Linked DNA regions of Homo sapiens: regions 1 and 3 are each linked to region 2. A link is a contact called in ENCODE Hi-C or POLR2A ChIA-PET data. All regions are on one chromosome and are shown on one strand. Each heading gives the region's core, a stretch centred on a gene start or an enhancer-like site at or near the end of the contact. The rest is flanking DNA. Distances are from core to core; before and after follow the strand shown.

Region 1 (2,806 bases), core at 257-2,756, 140 kb before region 2:
GATTAAAGGAGGAAGCCACACTCAGGCCTTCTTTTGGTCTACTCTCCACCACCAAGTGATCTGCTCTATTGGGCCAGCCAAATATGAGAGCCTTTGGGGGCATCTCATTCCATGTCACACATCTTCTCCCATGAGGACTTCAGCCTGGAAAGAGGAGATCTAGACACAAGGGTCTCTCTGGCTTCCTCAATCTGCCATTCCCTTTCTCTTCCATTCAACTCTTCGGACCAACCAGACAAGATTTTCCTTCTTCCTTTTTGACTAGAACCTCTTTTTCACAAAACTCTGTGATTAATCTTGCTAGGCCAGCTTCTAGAAGTTTTAAATGGGAAAAAAGGGAATTTAGAAAATCCTCTCAGATATGTAGTTTTCAAGGCTACTGTCTGTCAGCACACTGCCTTTTAGAATATCTTTCCTTCTCTGCGTTTTTGTTGAAATTCGCCTAATTTCCACTAAATTCCCAAGTCCGACTATGGGAAAAAAACATTCACAAGGAAATATAAAAAACATAAGCACATCACATTTCTGAAAATACTATGTCCATATATTATACCTATCCCCCTAGAACTCTATTCTTTCTCTAACTGGAAAAATATATAGATTATACTCCTGTGCTCTCTGAGATTTTCCTTAAGAGAAAACTGAAGTTTGATTTCTGAACTTCTAATGCACTTTCTTTTCATTAATTTTTCCATGTTTATAGATTCTTTCTGGGTAATTAATGTTACATTCCTTAGTTTTCTAATGTTATAAAAATGTTTACTTTTAATTATTAAGCAATTCATATTAATTTCTGAATCTTAAAGATAAAAGCTAACTGAGTTTGTAAAAGCATTTAAATACCCTCTTTGAACTCCATTGGGTTTATTTATTTTCTTTATGACCAGTTCAGTTCACAATGCTGATTTTAATCCAAATATTTGCCTTCCAAGATGCTGGTTGTACCATTTATAATCCATACTGTACCTCTTTGTAGATTACTGCTTGGCATTGCTGCAAAGTGAAAGAGAATTTAATTTTCCTGATGCTGTTTGATTATATTTACCTACTGAAGTTTTCATTGTGAAACAAGCCCTATGAACATTTACAGAATGCATGTTTCCTTTTTTTCTAAACTCTTTCTAGTTGAATTGGTTCTACACCAGTTGTTTTTAAACAGTGGAAATATAAATATATTTTTGTCAAAAGGAAAAATTTGAGAGTGTACATGGATAGCTTCTGAGAAGGTGGATCAAAAATTCAATTACGTGATTTCATCAAATAAAAAAGTAGTAGACACAGTTTTTTCTCTAAGTACCAGTCATATCAATGGGAAAGGATATTTAAACTAGAAGTTATAGACATAAATTCATTTTAATTATTGTGCATTTTCCCTTACTGTTCTATCAGATTACCATGTATAGCAACTTGCCATTCAGCAGTTACTCATTTCTAAGGTTGTAAATGTCGAGAAATACCAGACTATCACCCTGGACTCTGTAGTGTGATTGTTTAATGTGTATGTGGTTTCATACCCAAATGAGTCATTCTGCCAAGAACCTTGAGAATATCGGTCTAGTCTAGAAATTTCAATCTTAATGATTGATACTCAGCTTTGGCATAAGATTATGCATCATTAGAAAGAGGATGTAGGTGTAAAATGGTTCTGTGCAAATACAAACATTATTTACTTAAGCCCACAAAATCTTGACTAGTCATTTCCTCTGCTAAACCTTTCCATTCCCACTATTTTTTAAAATCATCACTTGTATCACCAACTGCTCATCAGTAAACCTCATATCTCTAGAATAATCTCTGCTGTCGTATTTGTATTTCTAGCATATACTATGATGTCTGACTTAGTAGCTTCATAAAAATCTATTGAATGGGCCAGGTGTGGTGGCTCATGCCTGTAATCCCAGCACTTTGGGAGGCCGAGGTGGGCAGATCACCTGAGGTCAGGAGTTTGACAGCAGCCTGGCCAACATAGTGAAACCCCATCTCTACTAAAAATAAAAAATTAGCCAGGCATGGTGGTGGGCTCCTGTAATCCCAGCTACTCAGGAGGCTGAGGCAGGAGAATCGCTTGAACCCGGGAGAAGAGGTTGCAGTGAGATGAGACCATGCCATTGCACTCCAGTCTGGGTGACAGAATGAGACTCTGTCTCAGAAAAAAAAACAAAAACAACAACAAAACAAAACAACCCGAAAACCAAAACCAAACCAAAACAAAAATGTATTGAATGAATACTGACTTCAAGGTACTCAGGAGAAAGCCATCTTGTATGTACCTCTGATATTTTCATCCAACACTTCTTTTCCTCAATCTTTTTCCTAGGTATTTCTACAGCTTCTAGGGTTTTGTCACTGTTCCTCACAATGTTCTCCTATTTTGTCAACCAGTAGATATAATAGCTCTGAATGGTCATATATATGTTACTGTTATCAGCGCTTTTGTTTTACAGGAAAATTGAAGAGAATTGGAGATTTTAAATTTGGGAGAGTGTCTTTGGGAATATCAGTCAATTGAGGATGAATAAATCTGCTAGTGATCATCATACCAATTCATATGAAAGTTTTAAAAAACTGGATATCAATTTCACTGCATGCTACTCTTTGGGGGCTCCAATCTTTAGAAGAGTTTGGACTCAACTTGGTAAACACATTTTGAACCCAGTACACCTCTCAAGAAACATCTTGATGAGCATGATATAGAGGGCATACCTTGCCAAAGAGTAAAGATATATATTTTATCTTTAATGAGAAAAATGCTGATTTTTCATGGGATAAGAACAGGAAATCCTTTTAGAATCATCAAGGGCAGCAT
Region 2 (2,700 bases), core at 136-2,635:
AACACACCCTTCCTGTCACCCCAGGTGCTAAATATGTGGAAGTTGGGAATATCTAAATGCTTGGAGATCCTGAAGATACTCCCTGAGGTGGCTATAAAAAGACTACGCTTGGCTTCTGAGAATGTAGTGGCAGACACTTTCACTTTATTTTATTTTACTTTATTTTATCATGGGAGGAAGTTTTATTGAGTCACCATCCCCCTACACCTCAACTTCTCTTTTTTAAAAATATGTGTAAGTTTTTTCTACTTCTGTCTCTCAGGAACAGGTTTTTGGTGGTTCAGAAATTTCTCCCACTTTTACCTGACTGTGGGCAACCTCAGCAACAGAGGCTCCTGGAAATATCCTCCACCTATTTTTCTCAGATGTGAGAACGGTTGACTGGAGTTATGAGGGGGAAGTGGCTGGTGCAGAAAGTTGCCAAAAGGGTGATGGAAAGTTCTTTACTGATGAAAAAAGAAAAGAATAATAATTCATATTTATCTTTTGACCAAGACAAGATAGGAACAGAGGTGCCTTTGCTTGCTTTCACCTCAAGCAGGAAGTGAGAGTCCTATTAGCCTCTGGGTTCTGGGAAGTCAACGATTTGGGGTTATTTTTCTTCCCGCCCATTTCTTTACCTTACTCATAGGTTTAATATTGACCTCTGTCTTTATCACTGAATCTGTTTTTCAAATTGAGCAATTCTCAATTTGTCAGATGATTTATTTTTTACATATACATGAATGTTTTGTTGAAACAAGACTTTCAGCGGTATCAGTCATGGGGGAGCTTAGCTGTGAACCCGGAGGTGAGAGTAAAGTCTTAGAACAAAGAGGAATTCGAAATTACGGAACATTTTTAACTTCTTTACTCAGTGGTAAAGAATGGAACATCTTTTACGTCAAACTACTGAAGTTGTGGGCAAAATTACAAGCGATGATTATGCAGGATAGGTTAGTTTTTGGCCATTTTAGGCTTTTCTTGATTTTATGGAGTAGTCTGAAAGGAGTGAGCTGGTGAGAGAATTTACTAGGTGCTGAAGCAATGAGAACTGACAGCTGATATACAGGGGAAGAGCTCCGTTTCAGTCACATTGAATTTGAGGTGCCTTTAAGAGGAGGTAATCAGGAAGAATTTGCAACAGTTCTTTAAACCCCGGTGGATATCAGAGCTAATCATGTATCCGTGGGAGTTGTCAGGGTAAATCTGATGACTGATGCCAAGAACCTCACATAAGGAGGTCAGGTGGCATGAGAAGAGATGATGAGTGAGAACACAAGCTGAGAAAGAACAGTATTTAGAGGATGGACTGAAGGACAAGTGGGGGAGTTTGAAAATGCGGAGCTGTAGAGGTAAAGGACACTGAGTATATCTGCTCTGGTCCTTTGGGGACTTTCCACAGCACTAGCTTCACCTTGGTTGCTTGCCAACTGCTGAGACAGTAAGTCCAGATTTTAGTATTTGACCCACGCTGCCTTCTCCAGATCATGCTCCTTGATATTACCTCTGAATTTGCTGAAAGAAAAACATTTCCACTCAAATATCACTTGAACATGATTTATGAGTAAAATGAATAATATTTTACTATAAAACATACAGAGGTGAGTCTCATAACGATATTCAGGGTGGCCCCAAGCTATCTTCTTTTTTTTTATTTTTAAAGTTTTCAAAATATTTTCAGGCCAAGTGTGGTGGCTCATGCCTGTAATCCCAACACTTTGGGAGACTGAGGCAAGAAGATCACTTCAACTCAGGAATTTGAGACCAGTCTGGGCAACATAGCGAGACTTCATCTCCACTTAAAAAAAAAAAAAAAAAAAAAAAACTCAAATGTGGTGGCGCACGCCTTTGGTCCCAGCTACTTGGGAGCGCTGAGGTGGGAAATCTCTTGAGCCTGGGAAATAACGGCTACAGTGAGCTTTGATCGTGCCATTGCACTCTAGCCTGGGTGGCACAGTGAGACCCTGTTTCAAAAAAAGTGAATATATTTAAGGTATACAGCAGGATGTTTTAATATAGAGAGTTAAATGACTGCTATCGTTAGCTAATTAACATACCCATCTTCTCAGGTAGTTACCTTGTGTATGTGTGTGGTGAGAATACTTGAGATATACTCTCCTATCAAATTTCATGTATATAATATAGTATTACTAACTATGGTCACTATGCTATACATTAGATCTCTAGAATGTATTCACCCTACATACCTAAAATTTTATACACTTTGACCAGCACCTTCCCTTTCTTCTCTCCCAGCCCCTTCCCCTAATAACCACCATTCTACTCTCTGCTACTGTGAATTCAGCTGTTTGAGATTCCACATCTAAGCTATCTTCTTTATTAGCCATTGCTAAAGAGTCACTGATAAGCCTGCTTCCTGTCTGTTGGGTGCAACTAAAAAGCAGACCCTTGATCTGGCATTCTGGTGGTGAAGTGACTTATAGCTCTAGAACCTCCCAACCCAAGCCATCCTACGGCAGCTGTTCTGAAGTTGACTTTTATAGCTTCTACAGAACTGTAAGCTTGCCGTTGAAAGTGGCACCTAGCCATTTATTCGCCAGTAATTATAAGCAAATGAATCAAATTTGAAGCAGGAGTGTAATAAAATCAGTAATGGATAGGATTTTAAGCAACAGGCAAACTTCTAAGAGGGGCTGGCACCCCTTTTTAAAAATAGATTAATGTCATCTGCAAACAGAGACAATTTGACTTCCTCTC
Region 3 (2,700 bases), core at 178-2,677, 220 kb before region 2:
CCTGATGCTTAAAAAAATTATTTGTTGATTTAATGTAATTTGTCGTTAAAATAATTGCCTCTAAAGATAGTATATCAAGCACACTAATGAATTAAAAATGAACTTAGCAGTTAAACAAATTTTCATGTAAAACATTAAATCTATTTTGAAAATTCACACATTGCTAGATTCAATTTAAAAATTAACCTCAAGCCAGTTTAGAGATGTATGTACTGTAATTTATGTATTATAAAAGTTATAATGTATATTTGCAACAATTCATTTGGGACTATAAATAACCATAATGGCACCAAGAAAAAAGGTGACATCTGAAATTTATTTATCTAAATGATACAGATTTCTAACAATGTAAGATCATTTAGGTTGTCTCCAAAGACAGAAGTAATACGCAACTATATTGGATTGGATGTGCTAAAGACAGCTGAGAACTAAATATCTGCCATTAAGTCCCCAGAGCTCATATCAGAAATGGCATGTTGTCCTCATAGAGATGTGGACTCAACGGTTTGGTAAATATTTTTATGTACATGTAGACTCAGAGGGGACATTTGGCAGTCATGCTGGCAGCTTATTTTCAAATAGTCCAAAGAGTAAAGGAATGTTTATTTTGAAATTACTTTTCGGTTTAAGTACTTTAAAGCCTAGTGTTACCCAATCAGAAGTATGTGTGTGTGTTGAATTTAAAGCAATACATTAAACCTTCTTTTCTTTCTAGAGTAACAGAACTAACAAACATTAAAGGTGTCTTTTGCTGCCACTTTAAGGCTGTTTAATTAAAATTAGAAAGACAATTAATGGGGAAATAAACCAGCATTCACAGAGAGAGTGCAGGCCTGCCAAAGTGAAAAGGTTTTATTTAATAAGGAAATAGGGAAACACCTAAAATCGGTTGTTTATTTCCATTGTTCCTGGAAAAGAATTAAGATTTGGGATTCCAAATACCATCAGAAATGACTGCCTTTGGGGTATTGTTGCATAAGGAAAAGGCTTAAATATCTAAAAATTAAATCCCATTGTCAGATGCATAACAATAAACAATGAGAAGGTTAAAAATGACTATGCTTTTTCAAAGAGCTGAATCTCTGCCATGGCCAATAAATTAGATTACTCATTTCTAAACTACAATTATCTAATGTTGCAGGAACTGACATTTACTTATAAAAGGAATACTTAGTAATGATGACAAAGTAATGATGCTCTCTGGACTAGATTATTGTATGATTTTTATGCTTCCTGATAATAGATATATGATTGTTTTATCATTACTATGTATTTTTGGAGTTCTTTAGTACTTTCATTTAAAAAAAAACTTTCAAGTTCCAACAAAATAAAAAATAGGTCATGGCTTTCTCCGTGCTTTCTTCAGTTTCCAAGAGTGTATGTCTAACATGTGATTTGGTCGGACTGGCCTCCTGTGGACTATCTTTGACTGACTCATATGGTTCATTCCACTTCCCCTTCTTAAGGGTAAGGTTCATATCTTTAAGCAATTAGAAAAAAAAAGCCTACCCTGTTGAAAATAAAACTTACGTTTGAGGTAACACATTAAGACTACACTGCAGTAGATTATAGCCACTTATTCAATCAAAAGCATACAGTATGGCTTTTAACTCCTACTCTGTTTTGAGGCGGGGAGGTGAAGCAACCAGGATATATTAAATAACTATACCAGAGAGAAGAAAATGCTGCAAAAATGAGAGAATAAGACAGAAGGCAAACTTTCTAAACTTCTCAGCTTCGCTGTGAATTGGCTTTGCTTGGATTGTAACTGGGAGGAAAACTGAAAAGGTTAATGGTAGTAGGTTTCTTCCTTGAAGCTGACAAGATTTACACTTTTTAAGAAAAGGATTTATACTTTTAAAGAAAAGCAAAATCTATAAAAAGGGGCCTCATTTCTCAGATGTGGTCTTTGAGATTATCCCTCTACACTTGGCCTGTCTCTATCTTTGTCTCCTAATTTTCTAAACGCAGAAGTCATCCCTATTAAGCCCTCACATGTCTGCTCAGCCCTGGCCTGCATGTCCTGTCTCAGGGTGACAGGTTACTAAGGGCTAGAGAAAATATTGGGAGTATATCCAGTAGTTCAGACACACAGCCTTACAAGCATTCTTTTTGTGGGTTCAGCCCTGGCCCTGTTGACCCTCAAGTGTCCAGCCCTGGATCCTGGTTTTGAGTCCCAGCTCTGTCACAGATTCTTAGCACTGTCCTGGCCCCACCACTTACACGGCTCTGCAGCAGTACCCTGAAAACTGCTGGCTTTTCTCTCTGACACTAGTGCCTTCTCATTTAGACTTGCTTTTATCTCATGTTCCAATCATGACTGGCTTGATAATATGAAACTTACAGATCCTCAGATCATCTCCTTATCCTGGCTCTGCTTTCTGGACACTTGGCTCCATGGTTCCCTCTACTTGGCTTCTCCTTTGTCCATCCATTTTTCAACTTCCACCAGCTTCAGGGGTCTGCCCAGATTCCCGACCTCTATCCCCATCCTGATATCTCCTGGCCAGGACATGTGGGACCACACTGCCATCACCTGGGACCTTTACACCTTGTTTTATCCAAGTAAAATAGAAGTAAATAGGTTTTTTGTTACTGTTGTTGTTGTTGATTATTAAAGTTTCATATTTTATTGACATACTAAGATTGGCTTTAAGTCATTAAATCATAAATCTTTAACAAAGATGATAGAAAATTCAA

The links. Hi-C counts contacts between places; a loop is a spot of excess contacts on that map. ChIA-PET counts read pairs that join two places held with the same protein, here RNA polymerase II (POLR2A). Pooled maps may share reads with other maps.
Region 1: a loop to region 2 is called in a pooled map, with 14 times the contacts of the local background. The contact joins two enhancer-like sites. A Hi-C loop is called at or near these places in 2 of 37 single-sample maps with no recorded cell type and 9 of 50 pooled maps. POLR2A ChIA-PET finds 5 or more read pairs at or near these places in 1 of 52 experiments (WTC11).
Region 3: a pooled map shows a loop between it and region 2 (5-fold over the local background). The contact joins two enhancer-like sites. A Hi-C loop is called at or near these places in 3 of 50 pooled maps. POLR2A ChIA-PET finds 5 or more read pairs at or near these places in 2 of 52 experiments (PC-9 and activated CD4-positive, alpha-beta T cell).

The regions. Positions count from the first base shown.
Region 1 is chr7:17,259,870-17,262,675 of GRCh38, forward strand. All of the region lies in intron 5 of LOC101927609 (a long non-coding RNA gene), which reads right to left. Among named protein-coding and RNA genes, the nearest start is that of AHR, 37 kb to the right of the region's middle. Within about 2 kb of position 1,507, at least 2 of the 41 ENCODE cell types and tissues checked have a DNase peak (open chromatin) inside an H3K27ac peak, as active enhancers do.
Region 2 is chr7:17,401,811-17,404,510 of GRCh38, forward strand. The region is part of intron 1 of LINC02888 (long intergenic non-protein coding RNA 2888); the gene reads left to right. Among named protein-coding and RNA genes, the nearest start is that of LINC02888, 28 kb to the left of the region's middle. Within about 2 kb of position 1,386, at least 2 of the 41 ENCODE cell types and tissues checked have a DNase peak (open chromatin) inside an H3K27ac peak, as active enhancers do.
Region 3 is chr7:17,184,429-17,187,128 of GRCh38, forward strand. The region is part of intron 1 of LOC107986772 (a long non-coding RNA gene); the gene reads left to right. All of the region lies in intron 6 of LOC101927609 (a long non-coding RNA gene), which reads right to left. Among named protein-coding and RNA genes, the nearest start is that of AHR, 110 kb to the right of the region's middle. RefSeq lists an enhancer at 1,494-1,563. Within about 2 kb of position 1,428, at least 2 of the 41 ENCODE cell types and tissues checked have a DNase peak (open chromatin) inside an H3K27ac peak, as active enhancers do.